Regions from separate parts of the Homo sapiens genome. Here region 1 is linked to region 2. Evidence: chromatin loops called from intact Hi-C (ENCODE). Cell type or tissue: chondrocyte. All regions are shown on one strand. Each heading gives the region's core, and the rest is flanking DNA. Links, peaks and the distances in the headings are about the cores only.

Region 1 (9,049 bases), core at 726-8,725, 96 kb before region 2:
GCTTGGTGTGTTGTGGGAAGCACAAGGAAATAATAAAACACCCTGAGTCTTACTACACAGGCCTGAGTGGACTTCTGTAGCCATTTGTGCTGCTATAACAAAATGCCACAGACTGGGTAATTCATGAGCAATTGAGAATTATTTCTCATAGTTCTGGAGCTTGGGAAGTCAAGAACAAGGTGCTGGCATCTGGTGTCTGGTTAGGGCCTTCTTGTTATGTCCTCACATGGCAGAAGGTGGAAGGCAAAATGGGGCCTTTAGCCATATTATAAGGCATTAGTCCATTTACAGGGATGGAACTCTCATGATTTAATCACCTCCCCAAAAACCCCACCTCTCAATACTACCATGATGGGGTCAAGTTTCAACATAAATTTTGAAGGAGGAACGTTCAAACCATAGCATCCACGGAAAACAAAAAGTAAGCACGGATGTGCCCCTCTGGGGAAGGCTGAGGGTCTGAATGTGCTTCTGGCAAGAGAAATCATGGAGGAATAAAAAGAAAGCACATTACTTGTGCTATTATCTACCTCTGGGTTAAACTGAACAGTGGGATCAAAGTGGTTTGTTTGTTCTACTAGTTTGTTTTTTAGTAAAGCACTTGTTTATTTTGTTTTGAGGTAGTTTCTCTGGAGGGATTGAGGGCAAATCTGAGTGGAAATTACTTGTTTTTTCCATGTAATCCTATAATAAGTACAAGTTTTTTTTATAGTCGTTTGATTCCCACAAAGAGCTCTGTATTCGTGTGTGTGTGTGTGTGTTGTGTGTGTGTGTTTTGGGAGGTGGGGAGACAGGAAGCTGAATACAGAGGAGCTAAACGTTGAGAAAGTAAGAGTAGGAAAATAGGACATGGTATGTTGGAAGGTGAAATAAAGAGAAGTAAACACAGGAGTATCAGGAAAAAGGAAAGAGAAGCTCACAAGGGATAGTGTGGGGAAAGGACATAGGGTAGGTAACACAGTAAATCAGAAGGAAGCAGAGCTGAGTTGAATAGTGATGTGGTTTGAATCTGTGTCCCCATCCAAATCTCTTGTTGAATTGTAATCCTCAATGTTGAGGTGGGGTCTGGTGGGAGGTGATTGGATGATGGGGGCAAATTTCCCCTTCAGTGCTGCTCTTGTGGTGGTGAGTAAGTGCTCTTAGGAGCTGGTTGTTTTACAGAATGTGTCATCTCCCCTGCCTTCCTCCTGTTCTGGCTGTGTAAGACGTTGGCTGCTTCCCCTTTGCCTTCCACCATGATTGCAAGTTTCCTGAGGCCTCCCTGGAACCTGTACAGCCTGCAGAACTGTGAGCCAATTAACCCTCTTTTTTTTTTTTTTAAATAAATTACCCAGTTTTAGATGTTTCTTTTTCTTTTCTTTTTCTTTTTCTTTCTTTTTTTTTTCTGAGACAGAGTTTCACTCATGTTGCCCAGGCTGGAGTACAATGGCATGATCTCGGCTCACTGCAACCTCTGCCTCCCAGGTTCAAGCGATTCTCCTGCCTCAGCCTCTTGAGTAGCTGGGATTACAGGCACATGCCACCATGTCTGGTTAATTTTTGTATTCGTAGTAGAGATGGGATTTCACCATGCTGGCCAGGCTGGGCTCGAACTCCTGACCTCAGGTGATCCACCTGCCTTGGCCTCCCAAAGTGCTGGGATTACAGGCGTGAGCCACCGTGCCCAGCCTCAGGTATTTCTTTATAGCAGTGTGAGAATGGACTAATACAAATAGTAGAGTGTTGAAGCCATCCTCTTCATTTTGAAGATGAGCAAACTGAAGCCCATGGAGGCTATGTGAATTAGCAAATTGGTTAAGGCCAGAACTAAGGTGAGCCCTTGTCTCCTGTTCCATGAAGTACATGGCTGTGTGTGGTGGGTGGAGGTGAGAGGGGAGACCTCTGAGCTGAAGACAGAACCATGATGTGATTTTTTTTCCTGTTCATTATTGTTAAAGGCTAATTTTTAAAAATTTATTTTTACATTATTATTATTATTATTATTATTTTAAGATTCAGGAGGTGCATGTGCAGGTTTGTTACATGGATACATTGTGTAATGGTGAGGTTTAGGCTTCTAGGGTACCCATCATCTAAATAGTGAACATTGTACTCAATAGGTTATAATTTTTTTTGACATTTATCCTTCTCCCCTTCTCCCCATCTTTGCAGTCCCCAGTGTCTATTATTTCCATCTTTATGGCCATGTGTACCTGTTGTTTAGTTCCCACTTATAAATGAGAACATGTGGTATTTGATTTTCTGTTTCTGAGTTATTTCACTCAGGATAATGACCTCTAGCTCCATTCAGGTTGCTGCAAAGAACATGACTTCATTCTTTTTTATGACTGCATAATATTCCATGATGTATATATACCACATTTCCTTTATCCAGTCTTCCATTGATAGGCACTTAAGTTGATTCCATGACTTTGCTATTGAGACCAGTGCTGAAATAAACATGTGAGTGCAGGCATCTTCTTTATATAATGATTTAAAAGGCTAATATTTTTAAAAGGTGAATGTTTATATCATGCATCTGATATAAATATAAAATGAATACATGTAACAAATTTTGGTTAACTCACTAATTGTTGAGGGAACCCATAAAATGTTACTGGTTGAAAGAATTCAAAGTACTGCATACATACATATAAGCAGATAAAGAATGCTTAAATGGATAAGTAAATGTGACTTGGCATAGATTTTATTTAAATCATTAACTATTGAGAGAACCAGTAAAAACTTACAACAGGTTGAAAGTAGAATTTAAAGTACCATACACATATGTAAGAAGATAAAAAATACTAAAGTGTGCTGGGTGCAGTGGCTCGTAATCCCAGCACTTTGGGAGGCAGAGGTGGGAGGATTGCTTGAGCCAGCTTAGGCAACATAGTCACACTCTGTGTCTACAGAAAATAGAAAAAATTACCTGGGCACGGTGGTGCATGCCTGTAGGGTGAGGAGGGAGGATCACTTGAGCCAGGGAAGTCGAAGCTGCAGTGAACTGTGACCAGGCCACTGCACTCCAGCCTGGGTGACAGAGCCAGATGGTGTCTCAAAAAAAAAAAAAGCTCACATGAATTTGAAGGCATATGTAACATTGATCTATCCACAGGTGATAATCAATTGCATTCCAATACAACTAATTTGCATTTGTATGGACAAGAAACATTTGTATTATTTTTGGCTCTCTACAAATTATAGAGTTGTAAAATAGTTGAAATACAATAAAAGGTAGCAATATCATGGGAAGAGTATGCTGTATAGAACATTCTAGAAAAGAAAATAAATCTTCAGAGAAAAAAGTAATCTTTTTTTTTCCGCATTCCGAAGTCTTACACAATTTTTCTCAGCAAGAGTACATAATTGGAGCTGAAGGTGCTCCCTCAACTTTTTTGGGTCACAGAATATTTGGCAATGATGGAAACCAGGCCAAGAAAAGTGGAGGATTCTAGGAATACCTCCAAGGTCATACTGCAGGCACTTCCGGTCAGGATGCCACTGCTGCCATTGCCCTGCTAGATGCTCTCCACCAGCATTGCCAGATGACTCATGTGGCCACCTGACCCTGCATCTTTGCACTACATTCTCAAGTTTCAGTCTAGGAAAGGGGCATCGAGTTGACTCAGATCCCATGCCCTCACCCTAGCTGCCTAGACTGGGAAGAAGGAATATGAAACCACATGATTTCACTATGACAAACCAAGACGGACACAATGGGGATTTCTCGCCACAAAGGAAGGATACGTGATGTTGGCTAGTAAAAAAGAAAAGGCAAATATTTACTGTAAGCACTATACTAGGGATATACAAAACCATCAGAGAGGATTTAAGCTTTTTCTGGAGAAAGATAACATAATGAAGTGGGAAGATTAAGAGCTCATCTCTACTAAAAATACAAAAATTAGCCGGGCATAGTGGCATGTGCCTATAATCCCAGCTACTCGGGAGGCTGAGGCAGGAGAATCACTTGAATCTGGGAGGCGGAGGTTGCAGTGAGCCGAGATCGCGCCACTGTACTCCAGCCAGGCAACAGAGACAGTGTCTAAAAAAAAAGAAAGAAAAGAAAAAAAGAGCTCTAGACTCATATACCTAGGTCTAAGCCAGGTTCCAACAGGCTGAGTTATGGTGGGAAAATTGCAAACCTCTCTGAATCCCAGTTATCTCATTTATGTTAACATTACTATCTGTCTCAAAGATGCTTATGACTGCATAATCTGGTCCATTGCTATTTCTATGACCTATCTTCTTCTATGACTTGTCTCCTTGCTGAACTCTGCTCCAGCCCTCCTAGCTTCCTTGCTGTTCTTTGAGCACACAAACATCCATCTGCAGTAGGCCCCTTGTACTTGCTTGCTCCCATGTCTGAAAAATGTTCCCCCATATGAAATTTGTTTTCTCACCTCCTTCATTCAGCTCTCTTCTCTCTCTCTCTCTTTTGAGACAGGGTCTCACTCTTGCCCAGGCTAGAGTGTTTTGGCACAATTCAGTTCACTGCAGCCTCGACCTCCGGAGCTCAGGTGATCCTCCCACCTCAGCCTCCTGAGTAGCTGGGACTACAGGTGCACAACACCATGCCCAGCTAATTTTTTGTATTTTTTGTAGAAATAGGGTCTCACTGTGTTACCTAGGCTGATCTCAAACTCCTGCGCTCAAGCAATCTGCCTGCCTCAGCCTCCCAAAACAGTGGGATTACAGGCATGAGCCACCACATCTGGTTAGCTCTACTCTCAAATGTCACCTTGGCTTTGGTAATACCTTCCCTGACAACTCTGACGAAAATTAGAACTTATTTTACCTGGCACTACCTTACTTAATTTTTCTCTATAACATTTGTTACTTGTCTGTCTCCCTTCTCTAAACTGTAAGTTCCATGAGAACAGGAAATCAAATCTGTTTTAACATGGCTGTATCTCCAGAGCCTTGAACAATGTCAGGAACATAAAAAGTGCTCAATAATATCTGTTGGATGAATGAATAATTGCAAAGTGCCTGGCGTACAGTAGACACCAAACAAATGCTGATTATTGCTGTTTTTTATCAGACTCTGATTTCTCTTCCCATACCCTAAGCTGACCTGCTTTCCCAGAGGACTTATGATCTAGTAATAAAATTTACCAGTGCAGGAACTCAATCTCCTAATTCAATAGAAAACAACTAGAATATTGTAGTGTTCATATTGGTGATCACTTTTGGGATTTCACACTTATTCTTTGTTTTTTAATGTGTCTGATCTATGGTGGTGCTACCAAATGATTTGTATTAGCAGCTGGAAAAATCTAATAAAATTACTTTGAAAGTGCCTTTTGGGCCAGGCGCAGTGGCTCATGCCTGTCATCCCAGCACCTTGATAGGCCGAGGCAGGAGGATTGTTTGAGTCCAGGAGTTCAAGACCAGCCTGGGTGACATAGGGAGACTCTATCTCTACAAAAAATAAATAAATTAGCTGAGCATGGTGGTGCCTTCCTGTGGTCCCAGCTACTCAGGAAGCTGAGGTTGGAGGACTGTTTGAGCCTTGGAGGCCGGGGCTGTGGTGAGCTGTGAGTGTGCTACTGCACTCCAGCCTGGGTGATAGAGTGAGACTCTATCTTAAAAAAAAAAAAAAAAAAAAAGAAAGAAAGAAAACAAAAAATCAAGGTGCATTTTGAAACACAGGAGAGTCAGAATTTTTTTTTTAATTTTATCTCTAATAGGAAGACTATATTAGAACATAAGACTGCACATGACTATGTCACTGTTTCAGTCAGCATTCTTTAGAGAAACATTAGTTATAAGAAGTTGGCCTATGCAATTATGGAGGCTGGCAAATCCCAAGATCTTGTGGGGAGAGGTCAGTCAGCCAAGGTGATATCTGAGAGTAGAGGTGAATGAAGAAGGTAAGGGAGAAAGTCATAAGGGAGGACATTTTTCAGACACCAAGGAGAGCCAATGCTTTAGTTTCAGCCCAAACCTAAAGTCCTGAGAACCAGGAGAGCTGATGGTGTAATTCTGGTCTAAAGGTCAGCAAGCTCAACATCCAGGAGTTTGAGTTTGAGTCTTAAGGCAGGAGAAAAGCCAGTGTCAGCCAGACATGGTGGTTTATGCCTGTAATCCCAGCATTTTGGGAGGCCAAGGCAGGCGTATCACCTGAGGTCAGGAGTTCAGGACCATCCTGGCCAGCATGGTGAAACCCCGTCTCTACTAAAAATACAAAAATTAGCTGGGCGTGGTGGTGTGCACCTGTAATCCCAGCTACTCAAGACGCTGAGGTAGGAGAATTACTTGAACCCTGGAGGCGGAGGTTGCAGTGAGTGGAGATCATGCCATTGCACTCCAGCCTAGGCGACAAGAGGGAAACTCCATCTAAAAAAAACAAAACAAAACAGAAACAAAGCCAGTGTCCCATGTTGAAGATTGCCAGGCGGAAAGAATTATTTTACTTGGGGGAGGGTCAGCCTTCTTATTCGGATCAGGCCCTTTAACTGATTAGGTGAGGGTCACTCACATTAGGGAGGGTAATTTTTCCTTAGCCTATCAATTTAAATGTTAATCTCACCAAAAAACACTCTCACATAAACACCCAGAATAATGTTTGACCAAATATCTGGACACCCTATGACCCAGTAAAGTTGATACATAAAATTAACCATCACATTTAGGCTGGGTGCAGTGGCTCACACCTGTAATCCTAGTAACTTGGGAGGCCGAGGCAGGCGGATTACATGAGGCCAAGAGTCCAAGACCAGCCCGGCCGACATGGTGAAACCCCGTTTCTATTAAAAATAAAAAAAATTAGCCTGGTGTGTTGGTGCACGCCTGTGGTCCCAGCTGCTTGGGAGGCTGAGGCAGGAGAATTGCTTGAACCCGGGAAGTGGAGGTTACAGTGAGCTGAGATCATGCTACTACACTCCAGCCTGGGTGACAAAGTAAGACTCTGTCTCGGAAAAAAAAAAAATTAACCATCACATTCACTCTATCTTGTATATCTATCATCAATTCTTTAGTTGTCATGGAATAGTTGTTATAAAGGAAAGCTGTGGGAAACAACAATCTCTTGAGTAAAAACATGTTTAAGTCAGTTCCCATATGTAGATGGACCCATTCAGTGCATGTGTGAAGGCTTTTAATGCTTAAATTAGCATAGCGATCCCATTGACGATATAACATCAGGACTACAACAAGGTCTGGGCACTTGCATTCTAGTTCCTAGCTAGAGATTCAACTTTTAGCAATTAATTTAACCTTTTTGGATTTGGTTTTCTCTTCTGAAAGTTAGGGGGTAGGACTAGATGATTTTTTTTTCTTTTTTTTTTTTTGAGATGGAGTTTTGCTCTTGTTGCCCAGGCTGGAGTGCAGTGGTGTGATTTCAGCTCACTGCAACCTCCACCTCCTGGGTTCAACCAATTCTCCTGCCTCAGCCTCCCAAGTAGCTGGGATTACAGGCACCTGCCATCACGACTGGCTAATTTTTTTGTATTTTTAGTAGAGATGGGGTTTCACCATGTTGGGCAGGCTGGTCTTGAACTCCTGACCTCGGGTGATCGGCCTGCCTCAGCCTCCCAAAGTGCTGGGATTACAGGCGTGAGCCACTGTGCCCAGCCAACTAGATGATTTTTTAAAGATCACTTGTAGCCCTGGAATCTTTGGTTCTAGATAACAGAATAAGCTGTGAGGGAAGCCCTCTCTGCTGCTAGTAGTGTGACACACAGGGACGAAAACAACACATTTTTGGAGTTATGTATGGCAGTGCTGTCTGTCTTGGCAGCTAAATGACAAAAATAATTTGGCCTGAATTTTATTTGTTCCCAGTTGGCTGAAAGTAAACGGAAGTTATTCTAGGAACAACTGTGTCTTCTTTATTCTCTATTTTTTTGTTTTTCTTTTGTTTTTTGTTTTTTGTTTTGAGATGGAGTCTTGCTCTGTTGCCCAGGCTGGAGTGCAGTGGCATAATCTCGGCTCACTGCAACCTCCACCTCCCAGGTTCAAGCGATTCTCCTGCCTCACCCTCCCGAGTAGCTGGGACTACAGGCGTGCACCACTACACCCGGCTAATTTTTGTATTTTTAGTAGAGACAGGGTTTTACCATGTTGGCCAGGCTGGTCTCAAACTCCTGACCTCAAGTGATCTGCTCACCTCGGCCTCTGAAAGTGCTGGGATTACAGGCATCAGTCACCGCACCCTGCTGTGGACTGTCTGGCTTCTTTATTCTTTTTTTTATTTATCAGACAGAGGGGCTCTGGGCATTTCATGCAGTTACCAGACAGCAGTGAAGGTGCCAGGCTCCTGATCCATGAGAGCCAAGGTGTCTACTCTCAGCATCTTGCACAGTGCCTAGCACAAAGTGGCCCCCCATAAGTGAGACATTGAACAAGTCACATGTCTGGCCCCTTGACACAGCACATGAAACACCCTGGGGGACCTGACTTAGTTCGTTCGCACTGCTATAACAAACTATAGTAGACTGCATGACTTATAAACAACAGAAACTTATTTCTCACATTTCTGGAGGCTGGAAGTCTGAGGTCTGGGTGCCAGCATGGTAGGTTCTGGTGAGGGCCCTCTTCCGGGTTGCGGGCTGCTATCTTCTTCCTGTATCCTCATATGGAGGAAAGAGAGCAAGAAAGATCTCTGGGGTCCCTTTAATAGGGGCACTAATGCCATTCATGATGACTTCACACTCATGACCTAATCTCTTCTAAAAGTCCCACCTCCTAACACCATCACAGTAGGGATAAAGCTTCAACATAGGCGTTTTGTGGGGACAAAAACATTCAGGCCACTGCAGTGCTTGCACCACTTGGGAGATTGCAGTGGTTTGGTCAGTTGCAGCGCCTATGAAGCCCCTTTCTTCACTACTGCCCTGTGCTGTGCTTTTCTAACAGACACCAGATACATTCTACCCTCCCTTCCATCTCTGTTACTTTGAATCTCTGATATTGGTGTCAACAGCCCCCTTCCCCAGGTCCCAGGCAGGGTAGCCCAGACACTCAGTCTTCTGCTATACCTTGACTTCCCAGCCAAGATGGTGGAGGTAGGTATGAATAACTTTTATTACTGGAGTCTTCAGCAGGAACCAGAAGAGTGGGA
Region 2 (9,049 bases), core at 471-8,470:
CTGAAGTAATTTTAGTCTGCTGTGGGCAATAGTTGTGCATTGAGCCATTGCTGGGTAGGACCAAATTAGTGGGTTGATGAGTGGTAACCAGGAAGCTGAGCTCTGTGCCACGAAAAGTGGTGAAATCATCCACATGATTGCTTAGATTTGTGCTGTATCTCTCAGGATTATCACTGATTACACATCCAACCAGTGCCAGCCAAAAGGATGCCCTGAGGCAAAGGGTTTCCATCTTGAGGCAAATTTGAGGAAATATCTCTTATTGCACTTGTGCTGCTTTTACACCTTCACTTTTTTTTCACCTGAAACAAAAGGAAAAATAATTTTTGTTCCAAAACCCAGTTGCCAAAAAGATCATAGTCAATGATTATTTATTGATTCAATTAAAATGCAGGATATATTTGGTGATTAGATAAGATATATGTATATCAGGTTACCCTATGACAGAGCAAAACCAGAAAAAAACTGAAGCTCTATTAGGGCAAGCTCTATCTCCTCTATGTCAGTCTCCATCTCCATCTCCATCATCTCCATCATCTCTGTCATCTCCGTCTCTGTCTCTGTCTCCATTTCCGTCTCTATAGCTATCTATCTCTGTCTCTATTTCCATCTCTAGCTCTATCTCCATCTCCCTATCTCTCTAGCTTTGTCTCTCTCACTCATCTCTATACATAGCTATACTTATATCTACATCATAATATGGATGAGGCTATGTCAGTTTTTCCTTTAAGTAGTAGTTACTTCTTTCTCTACATTCAGGCTGATAAGAACCTGAATTACAAAAATCTTCAAGAGTTGAGATACAAACATATTTTTTAATGAAAGAGAAAAGGCATTATATGCTGAGTAAAGGGTACAGGGTATTGAGGCATAAAATAAAATTATCGAATGTAAAAATTGAATCTTCTAAAATGTGTGCTGTCTTGCATATGATAAATAATGAACATAGGGATGAAGTGCAGCACAGGTAGCCATCTAAAGTGTTATGAAATGTTAATGAGAACTCTGGTTAACACCATTAACACATCTAACAATTTTAGTTTCAATTAAGAATGAAATAATTGATAAAAACATTTGTTTTGAAAACCTTGATGATTAATGTGTAAAATCTAAATTTTTTACAGGAGTTTTTTTGCTTTTTCATTTCTCAGAAATTATCATCACAATACGGTATTTGCCGATGAATGAAATGGGAGTAATGAACTTTTCCAGGCTAGTCATAGTATTTTGGTTTCCAAGGGACACCTGTCCCCATGCTATCTTTTAACCATCCTATATAGCTACATTTATTTTATGCCAGTCACTGTACTCAGTACTATATGTGCATGATGCCCTGTAATCCATACAATGGTCCTGTGGGGTAGATCCACGGTTCAATTTTGAAGATAGGGAAACAGAGGCCCAGGAGGGTGAAGCAGCTTGTCAAGGCCACAGGTGATGGGTGGCAACACTGCGATTCTAAGGCAGGTCAGTCCAACTCTGAGCCGGAGCTGTTAACCACTAAACCATCCTGTCTCTCATTCTTGTGCTTTATTTGTATGTAAAATATTTTAAAGAAGTCTCCAGAGTTTAGATGAAGCAATAGACTCAGGAGGGTGGTTAGACATTTTCAAAGACCATCTGGTGTGGTTTATTTATTTATTTATTTATTTTTAAGTCACTTGCAGAGAGCAAGTGGTCCTTCCTGTCCAGGAAGTCTAGGAGACCTTAATAAGGAATAATCAAAGATAATTAAAAATAGCTCATCCTATTTCAATATTTTATATATTTCCTTTTCTGTAGGCTTTTATGAATCTTCAAATGAAGACATAATCTGATTTATGCGGTGGTGTGTGTACGTGTCTGTGATGTATATACCCAGGTCATAATTTAATCTTAAAAAAATTGAGTCCTGGTTGGGTGTGGTGGCTCATGTCTATAATCTCAGCACTTTGGGAGGCCAAAGCAGGAGGATCACTTGAGCCCAGGAGTTTGAAACTAGCCTGGGCAACTTAGTGAGACCCTGTCTTTACAAAACATAAAAAAGATTAGACAGGCATGGTGGCGTGTGCCTGTAGTCTCAGCTACTTGGGAGGCTGAGATGGGAGAATCACTTGAGTCCAGGAGGTTAAGGCTGCAGGGAGCTATGATCGAGTCACTGCACTCCATCCTGAGCAGCAGAGTGAGACCCTGTCTCAAAAAAAAAAAAATTAAATAAATAAAAAGTAAAAAATAAAATTGAATCCTTTTTCTGAGTGTATTCAAGGTTGATGTTAACCACTTTTAGGAATTTTGACAATTATCTTGGGAAATCAGTAAAGCTTAGGTTTGGCCAATACGTGGATAAAATAAGATTTATTCAAGTTGCATAGAAAGTATAGGGTATATATAAAGTGCGAGTATTGGATACTTTTGCCTTCCCCAGAGATTTCCCCCTGAACTCTGAAATAATAATAGTATTTACATATAGTAACTTATTATATATGTATCTGTTATCTGCCTTGAGCTTTACGACTCTAGGTAGGCAGGAGCAATATCTCCATTTTACTTATAAGGAAACCAGAGTCTTGAAGAAGTATTTAGGTCAAGGTTTCAAAGCCAAGAAATGGCAGGACACATAATTTTGCTTATAGGACTTGACTCACTCTGATTAAATGGGAAAAATATCAATTTTTCAAGGCTAGAGGCAGGCCATGTATTTGTCAGCTCTGACTAGACTTAATTATAAACAGTTTGCAGTTTTTTCCTGCTTCTTATAATCTGGAGTGAGTATCTGGCCAAAAATTGATAGACCTATGAAATGACACCATTTCCATTCCAAAGGGAACACCAGGACTCCAAGAGAAAAGCTTCTTGTCATCCTCCTTTTTGGATCACAGATACAGGGGGGAGAAGAAATACTTTCATATCTTGTGCTGTTTCGTGACTAACGTCTTCCAGCTTCCCAAATGAAAGGGAACCTTCAATAACAGCTTTCTTAAAAATGAGAGAGAGAAGGCCTTTGCAGAAATGGAATGGCTCTCTGCCGGTTACAGTCGGCTGGGAACTGACCTGTGAACTGACCTGGCTACGGTGGGTACTGCTCTACTCATCAGAGGTCCTGTGGTGCTTTGAACGTTAGCATGCTGGTCTGCTTGGTTAGCTGATTATGCCAGGAGGTAAGGCCAACGCTGTGGGTTCTTAAGGCATGAGAGCCAGCTATCATTAAAACCCCCTTCCTTCCTCCTCCAACAATGACACCACTACAGAAATCATTTCTGATGACTTCTCTATCAGCTCTCCACACATGTTAAGCTGCAAAACTAAGGGATACTTGGCAAAGGCCTGTGGATGTCATATTATCATTGGCTGAAAAGTACAAAACCAAATGAAAGAAGCCCCTCAACTGCAGGTTCTTCCAAGGTGGGTCTGTAGCTCATTTCCAGGAATCTGAGTCAGGCTGTGCTTTGAATCATCACTCATAATCAGTCATAGCGCTAGTGAAGCATCTCAGGTTCAGACCTGAAGGACATGGTCTATAGATTCAGCATTCTTCCTGTTTGGAATCTGAGAGTTTGGGGAGTGCAAAAACTATTATTAAGAAAGAGGACTGAATCCTTACGCTTACACTTTAACCATTTAACATATGAGACTCTCAGGATCAAAGTTCACCTGTAATTGGTAATTTGGAAATTCAGACCTTATCAAAATGGCATGAGTTTAGAGCATTCAATTTACATGAAATGACTGCCAAGGTGTTTCTCAATTAGCTAACACATAGACAACTACAGGTGGAGGAAAAAACAAGTAAAAGTAGGAACTTTTTACAAGTTTTCTGAGGTTTTGCTCTCTGGTTAAGAAATGAGCAACTCTCCTTAGAGACAACGCCTGAGTTTAATATGCCTCCCACCCCCAACTCTATCAGGGGAAAGCCATTAGGATGATGTAAACAGAGGGTGATTATCTAGAAGCAGCCCTTGTTTTCTGCACGTGAGAAGCAACAAGTGTCCTTTAAAGGCGAGCACAGAACAAAACGCCCAGACCTCCACAGGCAGGTTTCCAAAACTAGCTACACAGGGGGTTTCCCCAAACACCTCAGTCCCTCACACCGAGTGCCCTTGGCTACCCTTGGCATACCCAGACCCAGATGTGGGGGAGGAAAAGCAAGCCAGTAAGAAAAGGCTGTGGAGCCAACTTCACAAGAAGGCGCTGGAGCAAGCCACAGAGCTTGGCGTTCCTCAAAGTTCTTGCATGCCTGGGGAAAAGGGGTCACCCAGGGAAAACTATTGGGCTTCCTCTTCCTAAAACTCCGAATCCTAAACCCTAACGTGGAGAGGTGAAGTTCCCCGAACTCTACACGTGTCCGCAGCGCACCCCTCACGGAAGGCGCCCGCCTCCCCGCGCGCCCTGGGGCAAGTGGGTGCCAGCCCCTGCTGCGACGGGTCGCCCAAGCTGCAGGGCGGTCGGGCCAGAACGTTCCCAGCTCTCGTCTTCTCCCGACCGAGGGGCCCAGGCAGCGTCTCCGCCATCCCCGCACCCGCCCCAGTCCCAGTCCCCGATAAGAAAGACTTGCACCGACCGTGGAGCTCGGCGTGCGCAGACAGCTGCCGGGTCCGCGCGGCGCCTGGGCCAGAGGAAGCCGGAGCCGGCGAGGGTGGGTGGCGCGGAGGGTGGCCGGTGTCCCGGGCTCCGGCGCGGCGGCGGCTTCGGCTGCACAGCTTCCCCGGCTTCAGAAAACCTCCTGGGCACTGCTTCTCCCGGGGAGGTCTCGCTGGGACCCCAATCCCCGGCGACGACCGGGTGGGATGGATGAAGCCTCTCCACCGCCTCTCCACAATCGTCAGACCAGCGGGATGACTGTACGCGCGCGCGAGGGCTCGCACGAAAAAGAAAACTCCGGAGGAACACGCCTCCAGTCTGTCCTCCCCGTCTCCTCCCAAAGCTCCAGACCTTCCACTCCACTCTGGGACCGCAAGAGCGTCCTAACCTTCCAGCTATCCTGGGACGCGGCCACTAAAAAGCACAAAGCTGCCGCCCCCTTCCAGGCCCTGAAGGGCAGGAGTCTTTTTTAACTATTTCCTTCCTGAAAGAAAAGGTGGGGGATGTGGAGGAGAGAGGGTAGAGTTTGACAGACAAGACTCAGAATTCCGAAAGGCCTTGCAGAGGAACCCATCCTCTTAGTGCAGGCAGATTTGATCTGTGACGGAACAACTGGACACAGAGCCAGGGCCCACGGGTGGTTTCTTCTCCGTCTTCCCTGCCGCCTTTGCTTGGCTTGCGTGCTCCCTCTTAAGCTTAGAGGCCGTTGAGGAGCCGAAGTGGACAGCAGTTTACTGGATCAGGTGGTTTGCTTCTATCTTGTCCCTTGTAGCCAGCATCCCACGGCTACAGACCTCCAGCCCAGGGCAAAGAAGGAGCCTCAGGAGAGACTATGGAAGGTTCCAGCGCGTGGCTCCGTGAAACCTCAAGAAATTCAAACAATGAAGAAGCCGACCTTACAGAAAGTGGGTCTCAACGTCTTTATCACGGCAGATACTTTATCCTAAATTGGGGGTGGGAGAGGAGATGAGGGACAAAGGCCACTGCCTGTGACATGTGAGTAAAAACTGGGGTCTCCTCAGGGAAGGCCTGCCTTGGAGTCCTTCAGTGCACTGCTAGAGTCAGCACATGGTAGAAGTGTGAGGTTGGAGCACTGGTCATGTTATATCCCATGCTGTTCCGGCTATCTGCTGCAGCTAAACAAATTACTATAAAACGTAGTGGCTTAAAATAACAACACTCATTTACTCTGCTTATCAGTCTGCAGTTTGGGCAGAGCCTGTCTGGGACAGCTCGTTTTTGCTCCATGTAGCAGGGGCTGGAGGATCCACTTCCAAGACAGTTCACTTGCTTGGTGTTGAGTGTTAGTTTTTCTCCACGTGCGTCTCTCCACAAAGACTTGTGGAGACTTGTGGTTTGGGCTTCCTCACAGCATGGTGGCGGGGATCCAAGAGTGAATGTCCCCAGAGACAGAAAGTGGAAGCTGCCAGTTTCTTAAGGGCTGGGCCCAGAAACTGGCACCGTGTCATTTCTGCTTGATTCTATTAGTCAAGCAGTCACAAATCCCAGATTGAAGGTGAGGGTATATAGAGCCCAACCCTTAGTGTGAGGAGTGTCAAAGAATTTAGGGACCATTTTGTAAAACCATCAAAGAGATCTACAGAAAACCACCATTGAAAGAGGCCTTAATAGTCATCTAGTAGGGTTAGACTAGATATTACCCTGTTCACTAATCTTACAGCTTCTCTAGGAGGGAGAATCAGCCAACCAGAATAACTAATAGCTTTTATAAGTGCCATTGTTTATATTAAAAAAAGGTGACCCTTTGGGCATGTGGCTTGGCAAGCTGACAATATTTTCGGGAAAGAAAAACTTACTGCTTCCTCCCAAAAGAGGCAGTTCACATCTTGGCCCGTGAAACATGTGCTGGATTTCAGCCCTTATTCACTCTGTGGCCAGACACACTTGGACAGTGCATCACCTGCATATCTGAATATGTCAATCTGTCCAGTCTTTGCTAGAACACATTCATCATGACCCACCTATTGAGACAGCTGATCTCACTGTGGTGTAGGACTAGTTACTAAAAATTCTTCCTTCACACCTATTAGGATAGCCATTATAGTAAAACAAAAGCAAAAACAGCAAAGAACAAGTGTTGGCAAGAATGTTGAGAAATTGGAACCCTTGTGCATTGCCAGTCTGAATGTAAAATATAGTGTAGCAGTTGTGGAAAACAGCATGGCAGCCCTCCAAAAATTAAACATAAAATTACCCTATGATCCAGCAATTCTACTTTTTGGTACTTACCTAAATAATTGAAAGCAGAGTCTCAAACAGATATTTGTACACCCATATTCATAGCAGCATTATTCAGAAAAGCCAAAAGGTGAAAACTAGCCAAAAGATGGAAACAATCCAAATATCCATCAGTGGAAGAATGGATAAACAAAATGTGGTATATACATGTATGTATATGTATATAAATACATGTACATAACACAGAACATTATTCAGCTTTAAAAAAGAATGATATATGCTACCACATGGATGAACGTTTAAGATATTATGTTAAGTGAAATAAGCCAGACATAAAAGGAAAGATAGATATTTTATTATCCCACTTAGATGAGGTACCTAGAATAGTTAAATTCATAGACACCGAAGGTAGAATAGTGATTACCAGGGGCTTGGAGGTGCCGAGGGGAGAATGGGGACTTACTGTTTCATACGTTTCAGAGATTTAGTTTGGGATGATGAAAAAGTTCCAGTGACGGATGGTGATGAGGGTTGCACAACAATGTGAATGTACTTAATGCCAATGAACTGTACACTTTGAAATGGTTAAAATGGTAAATTTATGTTATGTATCTTTTACCGTAATCAATTCTTCCTGACATCAAAATGAAATCTGCCTCTATACGTTACCTGTTGATCTGCCCTCTAAATTCATAAAATGAGTTTACTGTCTCTTTTAAGATCTTTAAACATAAGTAAGTGTATTTATGTGAATAATCAGCATAGACCTGCCTTTGTAAGAGAATAGGATTGCCTCATTCTAGATGAGAACAACATAAATGTTCTTTAGCTGTTGGAGATTTATATCCTCATTTTCTCAGCTTTACTTGGGGCAAATGACTTCAGGGGACTCGAACCAGTTTTTAGTCAAGTTAACTTTACCTCCAGTTACCTTTCTCCCCATAGATAATACTTTATATACTTGCCCCAACTCTATATTCCATGCTTTTTACTTTCAAAGAACATATAATTAATATATTTGACTAAGCTTTTCAACTTGACTTCCAAAGGTTATTTCTTTCCCCTGGAAAGTGGGTTGGATGCAGATTTGCAGGTTTTCTGGGTTTCGGGGAAACTATCCTGATCACACTTGACTTCTGGTTCAAGTAGCTCACTAAGTGGAGGATTACTGTAATGAACTTATCTTGGCATCATGTTAGTATTGTATTGATTTCATGAACAAAAAGTGCTGAAGATTAAGAAGTACTCAATATAGCACTTAAAAAACCATTTTTTCATGTGTCCTTGGGGCAAATGTTCTTCTGAATTTAAGTTTCTTGATTTAAATTTGTAAATCCATTTCACAGTTGCTAACTCCCAAGATCCTCAAACTTGAAATGCAGTAGTGGTTTTGAGTCTCACAGTATTTGCTAGAGATGTGTTCATGGTTAAGGTCTCTAGGAGCAATGAAACCTGAAGTTTTCAGAGAAGAACCACAAAGACTGGTTGTGAGAGTAAAGGCAGAGAAATTGGGGAAATGTATGTCAGAGACCTGAAACTGTCACTACAGCCTTCTCATTGGTTAGTGCTGTGGCCAAGACTATTGGCAGCAAACACACCTGTCTGGAGATGAAAAGACAAGCCCTATTAGTTGAAGATCCATTTTTAATTAAAACTGACTAGAGGCAATTTGTTTTTGAGGTAAACACAGTCATGTGCCCCATAACATTTTGGTCAATGGCAGACCACACGTGGTCCCATAGGATTATAATACCTAAGTTGCAAGAGATTTGAGAAATATGCTTTTAAAAAAAAAGAAGAAAAAAGACTGTAATACTATATTTTTTTTACCATACCTTTTCTATGTTTAGATATGTTTGGATACACAAGTACCATTGTGTTACAACTGCCTACAATATTTAGTACAGTAACTTGCTGTACAAGTTTGTAGCCTATGAGTAATAGGCTATACCATATAGCTTAGATGTGTAGCAGGCTCTATCATCTAGTTTGTGTAAGTACACTCTATTATGTTCACACAACGATGAAACCACATTTCTCAAAACATATCTCCATCATGAAGACACATGACTGTACTCCAAAATTAGTCTATAGATGAGCTGCTGCTGGAGATTCTAAAGTGCTTATGCATTGCAACAATGTTGCACATGGTGGTTTAGACCAGGTTATCCCATTAAAATATATTTAATATATCAAGTAGCCCAAAGTTTTTTTTAAATTGCTGGTGGCCCCATTGGAGAGCTGAGAAATCAATCAATCTTAGTATTACTAATGATAGGGTAACCAGATAGTA

Evidence for each region. A loop is a pair of places that touch in the nucleus more often than their neighbours do. Peaks named below come from ENCODE experiments on the same cell type or tissue, not always from the same donor. Only the 100,000 strongest peaks of a DNase experiment are listed, where the experiment ranks them.
Region 1: a loop joins it to region 2, with 2.3 times the contacts of the local background. A loop is called at or near these places in 2 of 110 quality-filtered maps.

Annotation. Positions count from the first base shown.
Region 1 is chr4:147,572,718-147,581,766 of GRCh38, reverse strand. It overlaps LINC02507 (long intergenic non-protein coding RNA 2507), which reads right to left. Exons shown (of 4, transcript NR_187416.1): 2 at 8,967-9,049; 3 at 8,461-8,558. Among named protein-coding and RNA genes, the nearest start is that of LINC02507, 7.5 kb to the right of the region's middle. In chondrocyte, for the core only: no CTCF peak of the experiment used is centred there; no DNase peak of the experiment used is centred there.
Region 2 is chr4:147,476,865-147,485,913 of GRCh38, reverse strand. EDNRA (endothelin receptor type A) reads right to left here and starts at 4,817. Exons shown (of 8, transcript NM_001957.4): 1 at 4,538-4,817; 2 at 1-302. The coding sequence starts at 232. RefSeq lists enhancers at 3,918-3,997, 4,028-4,127. In chondrocyte, for the core only: no CTCF peak of the experiment used is centred there; DNase peaks (open chromatin) are centred at 4,503 and 4,852.